Linked DNA regions of Homo sapiens: region 2 is linked to region 1. A link is an interaction called in ENCODE POLR2A ChIA-PET data of the cell type or tissue named here. Cell type or tissue: PC-9. All regions are shown on one strand. Links, peaks and the distances in the headings refer to the core of each region. The heading gives the core; the rest is flanking DNA.

What was found. ChIA-PET counts read pairs that join two places held together with the same protein. Peaks named below come from ENCODE experiments on the same cell type or tissue, not always from the same donor. Only the 100,000 strongest peaks of a DNase experiment are listed, where the experiment ranks them.
Region 2: POLR2A ChIA-PET joins it to region 1 with 5 read pairs; 5 of 35 experiments call an interaction of 5 or more read pairs at or near these places.

What each region holds. Positions count from the first base shown.
Region 1 is chr10:103,252,881-103,258,261 of GRCh38, reverse strand. No RefSeq gene overlaps it. Among named protein-coding and RNA genes, the nearest start is that of RPEL1, 9.7 kb to the right of the region's middle. RefSeq lists an enhancer at 3,007-3,506. In PC-9, for the core only: no CTCF peak of the experiment used is centred there; a DNase peak (open chromatin) is centred at 3,121.
Region 2 is chr10:103,120,393-103,125,773 of GRCh38, reverse strand. The region is part of intron 4 of NT5C2 (5'-nucleotidase, cytosolic II); the gene reads left to right. It also overlaps the pseudogene RPS15AP29. Among named protein-coding and RNA genes, the nearest start is that of NT5C2, 70 kb to the left of the region's middle. In PC-9, for the core only: no CTCF peak of the experiment used is centred there; no DNase peak of the experiment used is centred there; H3K27ac peaks cover 1,723 bases.

The DNA.
Region 1 (5,381 bases), core at 252-5,251:
AGAAGCAGTCTGCTTAGAACAGCAAGGGAGTCCTTAACGTGGCTTTCTGGGGACAACAGAAAAAGGAATTTGGCTATGTGGGCTGGTCCTGGTGCAATCCTTCTTTATAAGAAGTGTTATGACTTAGACCCCACTGGTTTCACTTGTAGTGCTATAGGGGGCCCCTGGTGGGCCCAAAACACAGACAGAGGAGAAAAAAGGTAGGACCAGAAAAAAAGAAGGAAAGTGGGAAGGAAAGAAAGTGAAGAAGAAAGTGAGAGTAAAGGATGTGCATTACCAAAGAATCTAGCATTTACATCCTACTTCCTAATATAAACAACATTTTCACAAGAATCCTGTGAGGTGACCATTGATATTTTTATTCTGTGGATAAAAGTAAAAAAGGGAGAGAGGTCAAGGGACTTGCCCAAGGTCATAAATTTAGGTTTCTAACTCAAGACCTTGTACTGTGTTCTCCATTGCACCAGTTGTCTCTACACCAAGAGAAAGTGCCTCAACTCCTGAACTATGGGTTTCTTTTCCCAGTTTATAAGGCTATTTAAAATCTTCTTTAAAACTATATGCCAGGCGCGGTGGCTCACTCCTGTAATCCCAGCACTTTGGGAGGCCGAAGCCAGAGGATGACCTGAGGTCAGGAGTTTGAGACCAATCTGGCCAATATGGTGAAACCCCGTCTCTACTAAAAATACAAAAGTTAGCCAGGCGTGATGGTGGCCACCTGTAATCCCAGCTACTCAGGAGGCTGAGCCAGGAGAATTGCTTGAACCCGGGAGGCAGAGGTTGCAGTGAGCTGAGATGGCGTCACTGCACTCCAGCCTGGGTGACAGAGTGAGACTCTGTCCTTAAAAAACAAACAAAAAAAATAGCTGGGCATTGTGGCAGACACCTGTAATCCCAGCTACTCAGGAGGCTGAGGCAGGAGAATCGCTTCAACCCAGGAAGTGGAGGCTGAGGTGAGCAGAGGTCATGCCACTGCACTCTAGCCTGGGTGACAGAGTGAGACTTTGTCTCCAAAAAAAAAAAAAAAAAAAAAAAAAAAAATGGGAATGAAGGAAACAGAAAATTAGAACACCACAGTAATAATTGCTGCAGATAAAGTCCACTGATGAAGCTAATATTAGTGGGCAAAACTCTAAGGAGGACCAGGATATTTACATAGCATCTAAGTATAAACCTCCAAATATGCATTAATTATCTTGTTTTTAACATATGTCCCCAAATGTTTTGATACCCCTCCCTCCACAATGGAAAGCTTAATTCTCCTTCCCTTAAGTGTGGGCTGATTTAGTGGTGCACTTCTAACAAATCATGCAGGGGTCAGCGTAGACCCAAATAGGAAATATATTAGGCTGTTTAAGCCATATGATCTCTTTTGCAACAACTCACCCCTACTGATGTAGCATGAAAGCAGCCATAAAAAATATGTGAATGAATGAATGTGGCTGTATGCCAATAAAACTTTATTTATAAAAACAGGCAGTGGGCTGGATTTGGGCCTCCAGCCATGGTTTGCTGACCTCTAGAATAGCATATGAAAAAGAAAAAATAGTAACTCTGCAGTGAAGAAACTTGGCAGACACTACCTTAACTGAGTGATCAAAGTTAACATTACCAGTAATAAGGAATACTGAAGTGTTATCAGTGAAAAATGGCAGAGTAAGGAAATCCAAAAGTTTATCCCTCCATAAATGCAACCAAAAGGTTGGTTAAAACTGTTAGAATTGGCTGGGCACGGTGGCTCACGCCTGTAATCCCAGCACTTTGGGAGGCCGAGGCGGGCTGATCACGAGGTCAAGAGATCGAGACCATCCTGGCCAACATGGTGAAACCCTGTCTCTACTAAAAATACAAAAATTAGCCACGCATGGTGGCACATGCCTCTAGTCCCAGCTGCTCGGGAGACTGAGGCAGAAGAATCACTTGAACCTGAGAGGCAGAGGTTGCAGTGAGCCCAGATCGTGCCACTGCACTCCAGCCTGGCGACAGAGCGAGACTCCATCTAAACAAACAAACAAACAAACAAAAAACAAAAAAACTGTTAGAATCAACTTTTCAGAACTCTAGACACTAACCAAAAGGCCTGCAGCAGCCAGTGAAATGTTTTCATAAAAAAGACAGCTGATTCTTAGTAAGAATAGCAAGCTTTGTAGTATTTTAACTTACCCTGGTCCCATCCCCAGGTTAGCAGTGAATTTGGAGAAAATAGCTACAGTCCCAGTATAGGTACCAGTACTAGAGGGAAGAGAATGGACCTAATTCGCAAGAAATTGTTTTTGTTTTGTTTTGACCTGTATGGTGGCTCCCTGGAGGACTTTCTCAAGTGCTTACCTTTATCTTTGTTTTGACCTGTATGGTGGCTCCCTGGAGGACTTTCTCAAGTGCTTACCTTTATCTTGTCTAACTTGGAACTCTCTAGTGGTGAGTGTGGCTACCCAAGGAGCATTTGTTGAAGATATTTACAGGCAAATGTTTTGGTTATTGCTGCCTGGGGCATTGGATAACAGTTGGGGCAAACAATAGACTAATATAAAGCTTGGGAGAGAAGACTGAAGAATGAGATGCTTTGGAGAAGAAGGACTTTGAAAAACTGACATATCCCTGGGAAACCGGAAAGCCACTTGCATGCCGAGGCCTATGCACATGTTCAGGAAAGATCTGAGAATGCCCTAAGTGTTCTGGCTGATCTTCAGGCTCTTCACAAGCATGAAGCAAAGGCTAAGGCAAAGAGCTAGATTCCATCTAAAAAAAAAAAAAAAGATAGAGCAGACAGAAGAAAATATCAATGAATTTAAAAATAAATCAATTGAGATTATCAAGTCTGAGGAACAGAAAAAGAAAAGAATGAAGATATATGAAGAGAGCCTAAGTGAACTTCTGGAGTTCCAGAAGGAGAGGAGAGGAAAAAAAGGAGCAGAAAGAATATTTAAAGAAATAATGGCTGAAAACTTGAAAACTTTCTAAATTTAATTTAAAACATTGATCTATACATCTGGAAAGCTCAATAAAATCCAAGTAAAATAAACTCAAAGAGATTCACACCAAGACACATCGTAGTCAAATTGTTATAAGCCAAAGGCAGGAGAGCGAATCTTGAAATCAGTAAGACAATGGTGACTCATCACAAGCTGGGTGTGGTGTGCATGCCTGTAGTCCCAGCTACTCAGAAGGCTGAGGTGGGAGGATAGTTTGGGCCCAGGAGTTCGACTTTAGCTTGGGTAATATAGTGAGACTCCATCTCAAATTTAAAAAAAGAAAGCAGCTGGGCATGGTGGCCTGTAATCCAGCAGCAGTTTGGGAGACTGAGGCAAGAGGATCACCTGAGGGGCCAGGAGGTCAAGATCAACCTGAGATACATAGTGAGATCCTGTCTCTCCAAAAAAAAAAAAAAAAAAAGCCAGACTCAGTGGCATGTGCCTGTAGTCCTAGCTACTTGGGAGGCTGAGGCAGAAGAATTGATTGAGCCCAGGAGTTTGAGGCTGCAGCAAGGCATGATCATGCCACTGTACTGAAGCCTGGGTAGCAGAGTGGGACCTTGCTTCTTTAAAAAAAAAAAAAAAAAAAAAAAAGTAGGCTGGGCGTGGTGATTCATGCCTGTAATTCCAGCACTTTGGGAGGCTGAGGCAGGTAGATTGCTTGAGCCCAGGAGTTCAAGACCAGCCCAGGAGTTCAAGACCAGTTCAAGACATGGTGAGGCCCTGTCTCTACAAAAAATACAAAAATTAGCTGGGCATGGTGGTGCATGTCTGTATTCCCAGCTACCCGAGAGGCTGAGGTGGGAGGATTGATTGAGCCTGAGAGGCCAGGCTATAGTGAGCCATGATCACTGCACTCCAGCCTGGGTGACAGAGTGAGACCCTGTCTCACAAAAAAGAAAGAAAGAGAAAGAGAGAAAGAGAAGAAAGAAAGAGAAAGAAAGAAAGAGAAAGGAAGGAAAGGAAGAAAGAAGGAAAAAGGAAGGAAGGAAAGAAGAAAGAAAGAAAAAGGAAGGAAGGAAGAAAAGAAAAGAAAAAAAGGAGGGAGGGAGGAAGGAAGGACTCATCGTGTACAATGGATGCTCGATAAGATTAACATCCTATTTCTCATCAGAAACCATAAAGGCCAAAAGGCAGTAAGATGACATATATTAAGAGTGCTGAAAGAAAAAAACACCCCCTGTCACCCCAGAATTCTCTATCTAACGAAACTATTCTTCAAAAATGAAGGAGGGAAAGAAGACATTAAAACATTCTAAGATAAAGACTGGAAGATTTCATCACTAGTAAACCTGACGTATAAGAAATCCTAGGCCAGGCACGGTGGCTCACCCCTGTAATCTCAGCACTTTGGGAGGCCGAGGCAGGTGGATCATCTGAGGTCAGGAATTTGAGATCAGCCTGGCCAACATGGTGAAACCTCGTCTCTACTAAAAATAAAAAAAACTTAGCCAGGCGTAGTGGCACGCACCTGTAATCCCAGCTACTTGGGAGGCCGAGGCATAAGAATTGCTTGAACCTAGGAGGCAGAGGTTATAGTGAGCCGAGATTGCGCCACTACACTCCAGACTGGGCAACAGAGCAAGACTCTGTCTCAAAAACAAAAAAACAAAAAAGGAAATCCTAGAGGAGGTCTTTCAGACTGAAATGACAGTAGACAGTAATTTGAATCTACATGAAGAAATAAAATAAACCATTAAAGGTAACTCCATAGGTAAATATAAAAGGTAGCATAAATGTATTCTTGTTTAATTTTGTTTAATTTTTTCCTATCCTATTTAAAAGATAAGTACATAATGCAGTAATTATAAACCTGCATTGATAATGCACACAATGTATTAAGATGTATTTTGTGTGACAATAATAGCACAAAGAAGGAGAAAGGGAACCAAAGCTATATAGGAGCACATTTTTTGTGTAATAATGAAATTAAGTTGGCATTTATCTAAACTAAGTTGTTATTAAATAAGATGTTAATTGTAATTCCCAGGACAATGACTAAGAAATTAACTCAAAATATAGTAAAAAGGCTGGGCACAGTGGCTCATGTCTATAATCCCAGCACTTCGGGAGGCCAAGGTGGGCAGATCACTTGAGGTCAGGAGTTCAAGACCAGCTTGGCCAACATGGCGAAACCCCATCTTTACCAAAAATATAAAAATTAGCTGGATGTCATGGTGCATGCCTGTAGTCCCAGCTACTTGGGAGGCTGGGGCAGGAGAATTGCTTGAACCCAGGAGCAGAGGTTGCAGTGAGCTGAGATTGTGCCACTATACTCCAGCCTGGGTGACAGAACAAGAATCTGTCTCAAAAAAAAAAAAAAAAAAAAAAAAAAATTAGTATTCTTCCTAATATGCTTAACTTCAATTTAATCATGAGAAAATGTCAGACAAACTCAAATTGAAGACT
Region 2 (5,381 bases), core at 283-5,282, 130 kb after region 1:
AAAATAGAAAACAGAATTGGTAAATTTCAGGCTGTTCAGTGCTTGTTTTTTTTCAAATGGCAAATAGGCATAAACAGACTAGTGATTTCCATTAGTATTGTTACTTAGTTTTATAATACTAAATCCAGAAATCTAGTTCTGAGGCTTCAAATGAGAAATTCTTTTCCGAGTAAATGAGTGACATAAAGTCCTTAACATTATCTCCTCGTGGTTACAGATCAGCATCTGACAGACTGCTAATCTGCAAAATGTGGTTTCTTCAAGAAGCAGAATGCTAGCCAGCAGCTGTTAAGTGAGAGTAATCTGAGTGTAAGAAGTGATTTTTTTTTCTTTCCATCATCTTTCCACGCCACCACAATGGTGCACATGAACGACTTGGCTGATGCCCTCAAGAGCATCAGCAATGTCGAAAAGACAGGCAAACGCCAGGTTCTTACTAGGCTGTGCTCCAAAGTCATTGTCTTTTTTTTTTTTTTTAACTGTGACAATGAAGCATGGTTCCATTGGCGAATTTGAAATCATTGATGATCACAGAGCTGGGAAAATTGTAGTGAACCTCACAGGCAGGCTAAACAGGTGTGGAGGGATGAGTCCCAGATTTGATGTGCAACTCAAAGATCTAGAAAAATGGTAGAGTAATCTGCTTCCATCCTGCCAGTTTGGTTTCATTGTACTAACTATCTCAGCTGACATCATAGACCGTGAAGAAGCAAGACGAAAATGCACAGGAGGGAAAATCGTAGGATTCTTTTTCTAGAGATGTAATACATATTTACAAATAAAATGCCTCATGGAAAACAAAAAGTTATTTTTTAAAAAAAGGGAGAATAATCCTTTTTCTGTTAAATTATATTAAATATATTAATTATATTAAATATAATTACATTAAATTTAATTATTAAATTATATATTAATATTAAATATAAGTCCCATACATTCCAACTTTAGACCTAGTCTTACTTTTATCCTTACTCTAGAGGTTATGTGGTTGGTGGAAAAAAACCTCATGGTGTGGTAGACCTGGGTTGGATCCCAGCTCTGCCTTGTACTAGCTCTTGACCACCAGCATTGTTACTTAACCTATGTCTCAGTTTCTTCATTTAATTTTTTTAAAAGGTGGGGGGAGGGGCGGTGTGGCAGGGATAAACTTTTGGTGTAAGGTTTAATTGCAGTAGTGTACATGAAATGACTAGTGCAGTGACTAGTGCACTCTTTGTCTGACTGGTGATACCAAGGTATTAATATACTGAAACTTGAGCTGAAAGGGAAAAAATCTGAGGAATAAGGAGAAAAATACCAATATTGACCTTATTTACACTTCTATATATTATGGAAAAACCTGGCTTGCTTGGTAGATGGCAGTGGAATATTTAATGCTCTTTTCTGTGTGTTTAAGTATTGCAAATGATCATGAACTTAATAGAAAGTTAAAGCTCTTTTTTGAGCAGCTGAATGACAGGGTATTTTGGCAACAGAGCATGTTTCCATGAGCATGTTTACCAGTGTGCTGAAGGAAATAGATTTTGGACAACAGGTCCTTCTTTAAATTAAAAAAAAAAAAATTCTTTATGACAGAGGTGTCATTATGCTTCTAATAGATGCAAGGAGAGTTACTTGCCTTTTTGAAACAATAAGAAAGGAAGAAATAGTTAATGTTTGCAGTTGCACGAAAGAGTAAATGTGGTAAATTTCATGAAGTTAACACAAAAATTATACATGTAGAATTATTAAATTTCCAGAAGTCTTAACCCCAAGGAAGACTAGAGCAACATAATGGTAGAAAGTGGGGGGATGAGTTGTTAATATTTATTTAAGCCCTTCACAAATATAGAGTGACTCTTGGTTTAGGATTATGAAACTATAGTATTTCTAACTTGGCTTACTGGCTCATTTGGGAAATCATAATGACTTTTTTTTTCCCCCCCCAATTTCGAAGGCTTGAGTTTTTTGGCTCTCTTGTGACTCCTGGTGCTTGGAAATCCGGAAGGAGGTACATTCCAGTTTTTTTCCAGCTCCAGCACTTTAGATTCTGAGCCGTTTCAGTAAATCCAGCAATAAGCTCCTTATTTCTGTTATTTCAGAATCAGTGGATACCATGGCTAGTGTCCACTCCTTCGCATTTCTCTGAGAAATTTTCAGGAAGATAGAAATGAACATTTATTAAACGTACTAGAAAATGTACTTTATGTACAATGTACCTTTTAATCCTTACCACAGCCTGCTGAGGTAGGGATTACTAGCAACATTGTACAAAAATAAGGCCAGGCATGATTGCTCACAGGGGTAATCCCAGTGCTTTGGGAGGCTGTGAGCCCTTGAGCCCAGGAGTTCGAGATCCCTCTGTGCAACATAGTGAGACCTCATCTCTACAAAAAATAAAGATTACCAGGGTGTGGTACAGCAAACCACCATAGCACATGTTTACCTGTGTAACAAACCTGCACATCCTGCACGTATACCCTGGAACTTAGGAAAAAAAAAATATTAGCAGTGTGTGGTAGTGCATGCCTGTAGTCCCAGCTACTTGGGAAGCAGAGGGAGGAGGATGGTGTTAGCCAAGGAGTTTGAGGTTTTGGTGAGTTGTGATTGTGCCTCTATCCTGGGCTATAGAACAAGACCCTGTCTCAAACAAAAAGTCAAAAAATAAAAAAGGCTACTAAGTCAACAGATAAGATGACTTATATGTAGTGTAGGGGAAAGAAATATCTTTCCTTCCCATCTTAGGTTCATGGTTGCGGCCCCTATAAGAAAAGACAGATTAGTGAGAGAAAAGCATACAGATTTATTTAATGTAAGTTTTATGGGACACAGGAGCCTTCATAAGGAAATGAAGACCTGGAGAAATGAGTAAACCTGTGTGTTTTCTATGACAGGATTGATAAAGAAGTGGATAGTTGTAGAGAAGTATGGTTGGACAAAAGGGGGTATGATCTAATGGTGATAAACTGGGAGGAACTTAGTAAGCTCTGTTCATTCAGATTCTTTGCTGCGTCCCTGGGTCTTCAGAGGTAAGGATGTTCCTTTCCTCGTGGTATAAGGATGACACCTCTCAAATGAGAGTAGTATGACCTGCTTTAGGGGAAGGTGAGAAAAATTCTTCCTAGATTTTATGACTTCCTTCAGGGAAGAAGTCGGGAGGTGAGAGTGACCTTCCTGCTTCTGCTGTTTTCTCAAATGCCCAGGTATCATATTTTGGGTTCAGATGTCCTAAATCCTATCAGTAACTAGCAACAGATTTGTTAAAACTCATAGCTGGAATTTAAACTCAGGTCAGTTTCTATTTCTCATGCTGCTCCCAGCTTTCAGAACAGAAATTATCCAGTAACTCTAGATGAGATATCAATAAGAGACAAAAACCCATAAACAAAGAAGATCATCCTTAATTTTTTCCCCCCAAATGAAAACCCTGCCTGGGGCAAAACTGCATGTTTCTTTTGCAGTTGAATTGTAATCTTCCATCTTTAGAATACAGATAGAAACTGTGTTAAAACACAGTTTTTCTTTTGCTTAATTTTTAGAAATAATCTTAAAGCTTCGTTAAGCCTCAGGATTACTATATAAGTACTGTATTAGAAATGTTGTTAGAATTATTATTATTTTGAGACAGAGTCTTGCCCTGTCACCTAGGTGGGAGTGCAGTGGGGTGATCTCGGCTCACTACAACCCCCTCCTCCCGGATTCAAGCGATTCTGGCGCCTCAGTCTCCCAAGTAGCTGGGATTACAGGCGTCTGCCACCACGCCTGGCTAATTTTTGTATTTTTAGTAGAGACAGGGTTGGCTAGGCTGGTCCAGGCTGGTCTTGAACTACTGACCTCAGGTGATCTGCCCTCCTCAGCCTCCTAAAATGCTGGGATTACAGGCTTGAGCCATCGTGCCTGGCCGAGAATTCTAAAATTAAATAGTGCATTTTTTTCTCAATTAAAAAATCTTAGGGGGATTGGAAATACATTTTAGGTCCCTCTCTTTTGAATTTTTCTGCCCTCCCCTCCTTTCTAGGCCATATCATTAGCCTCTGGGGAGTTATCCCAAACCTAAGCACTTGGCATTAACAAACCTCAAGTGTGGGAGAGGTGATGAATAAAGCTGTTAAGAGTACCGGGGAAGAAATTAAGAGAAACTAGCCTGTGATGTCAGTAAATCAGAGCATTATCTTGCTACTAGCAGAGGCATCTCAGGACCTTTGATCCCTGTCCTCTCGAACATAGTAGATGCACTCTGATCTTGTTTTATTGTTATTGGAATGGACTCAACTCACTTGACATTTAAGTGAACATTTTTTGGATGGTGTGTTTACTTGGACTAGAGTCCAGGGCCCTCATCATGTTTCTGTCAGCAATTGTATATCCTCACCAAACTTACTGGCATTGGAGGTGCTTAAATGAGTGAGAAAAACTATTTAAAGCAAGAAATATTATGCAGTATTGGTGTATTGTCACTACAGGCATCTCAAGTCCAGCATTAAAAAAATTTATGGTAAAATATATAGAATATAATATTACCATTTTAAACCATTTTCAAGTATACAATTCAATGGCATTAAGCACATTCACAAAGTTGCACAATGCTCACCACTATCCATTTCCAGAACTTTTTCATCATCCCAAACAGAAACTCCATACCCATTAAGCAATAACTCCCCATTCCCTCCACCCCTCAGTTGCTAGTAACCTCTAATTTATTTTGTCTCTATGAATTTGTCTGTTATAGGTATTTCATAAAAGTGAAATTATACAATACTTGTTTTGTGTCTGGCTTATTTCTTTTAGCATATTTTTTAAATTTGTCCATGTTATAGCATATATTACTTTTTGAGACTGAATAATATTCTACTGTAGGTATATACATTTGTTTATCTGTTCATCTGTTGATGGACATGGGGATTGTCTCCACCTTTTGGCTATTATGAATAGGCTGCTGTGAACATTGGTATTTAAGCATCTGTTTGAGTTCCTGCTTCCTGCTTTCAGTTGTTTTGGGTATATACCCAGGAATGGAATTGCTGGATCATAACGTAAATCTATGTTTAGCTTTTTAAAGAACTGCCAAACTGTTCTCTATAGTGGCTGTAACATCTTACATCCCCACCAGCAATACATGAATGAGAGTTCCAGTTTCTTCACATCTTGGCAATACTTATTTTCAGGTTTTTTGTTGTTGTTTGATAATACTCATTCTACTGGGTGTGAAGTTACGGTATCTTATGGTTTTGATTTCATGTTTCTCTAATGGCTGGTGATATTAAGCATCATTTCATGTGTTTATTTAGTCAGTTATATAACTTCTTTGGAGAAATATCAGTTTTTTAAAATTAGGTTTTTAAAATAACTGTGGAGTTACACATTCTGCATATTAATCTTTATATATTCTGGATATTAATCCC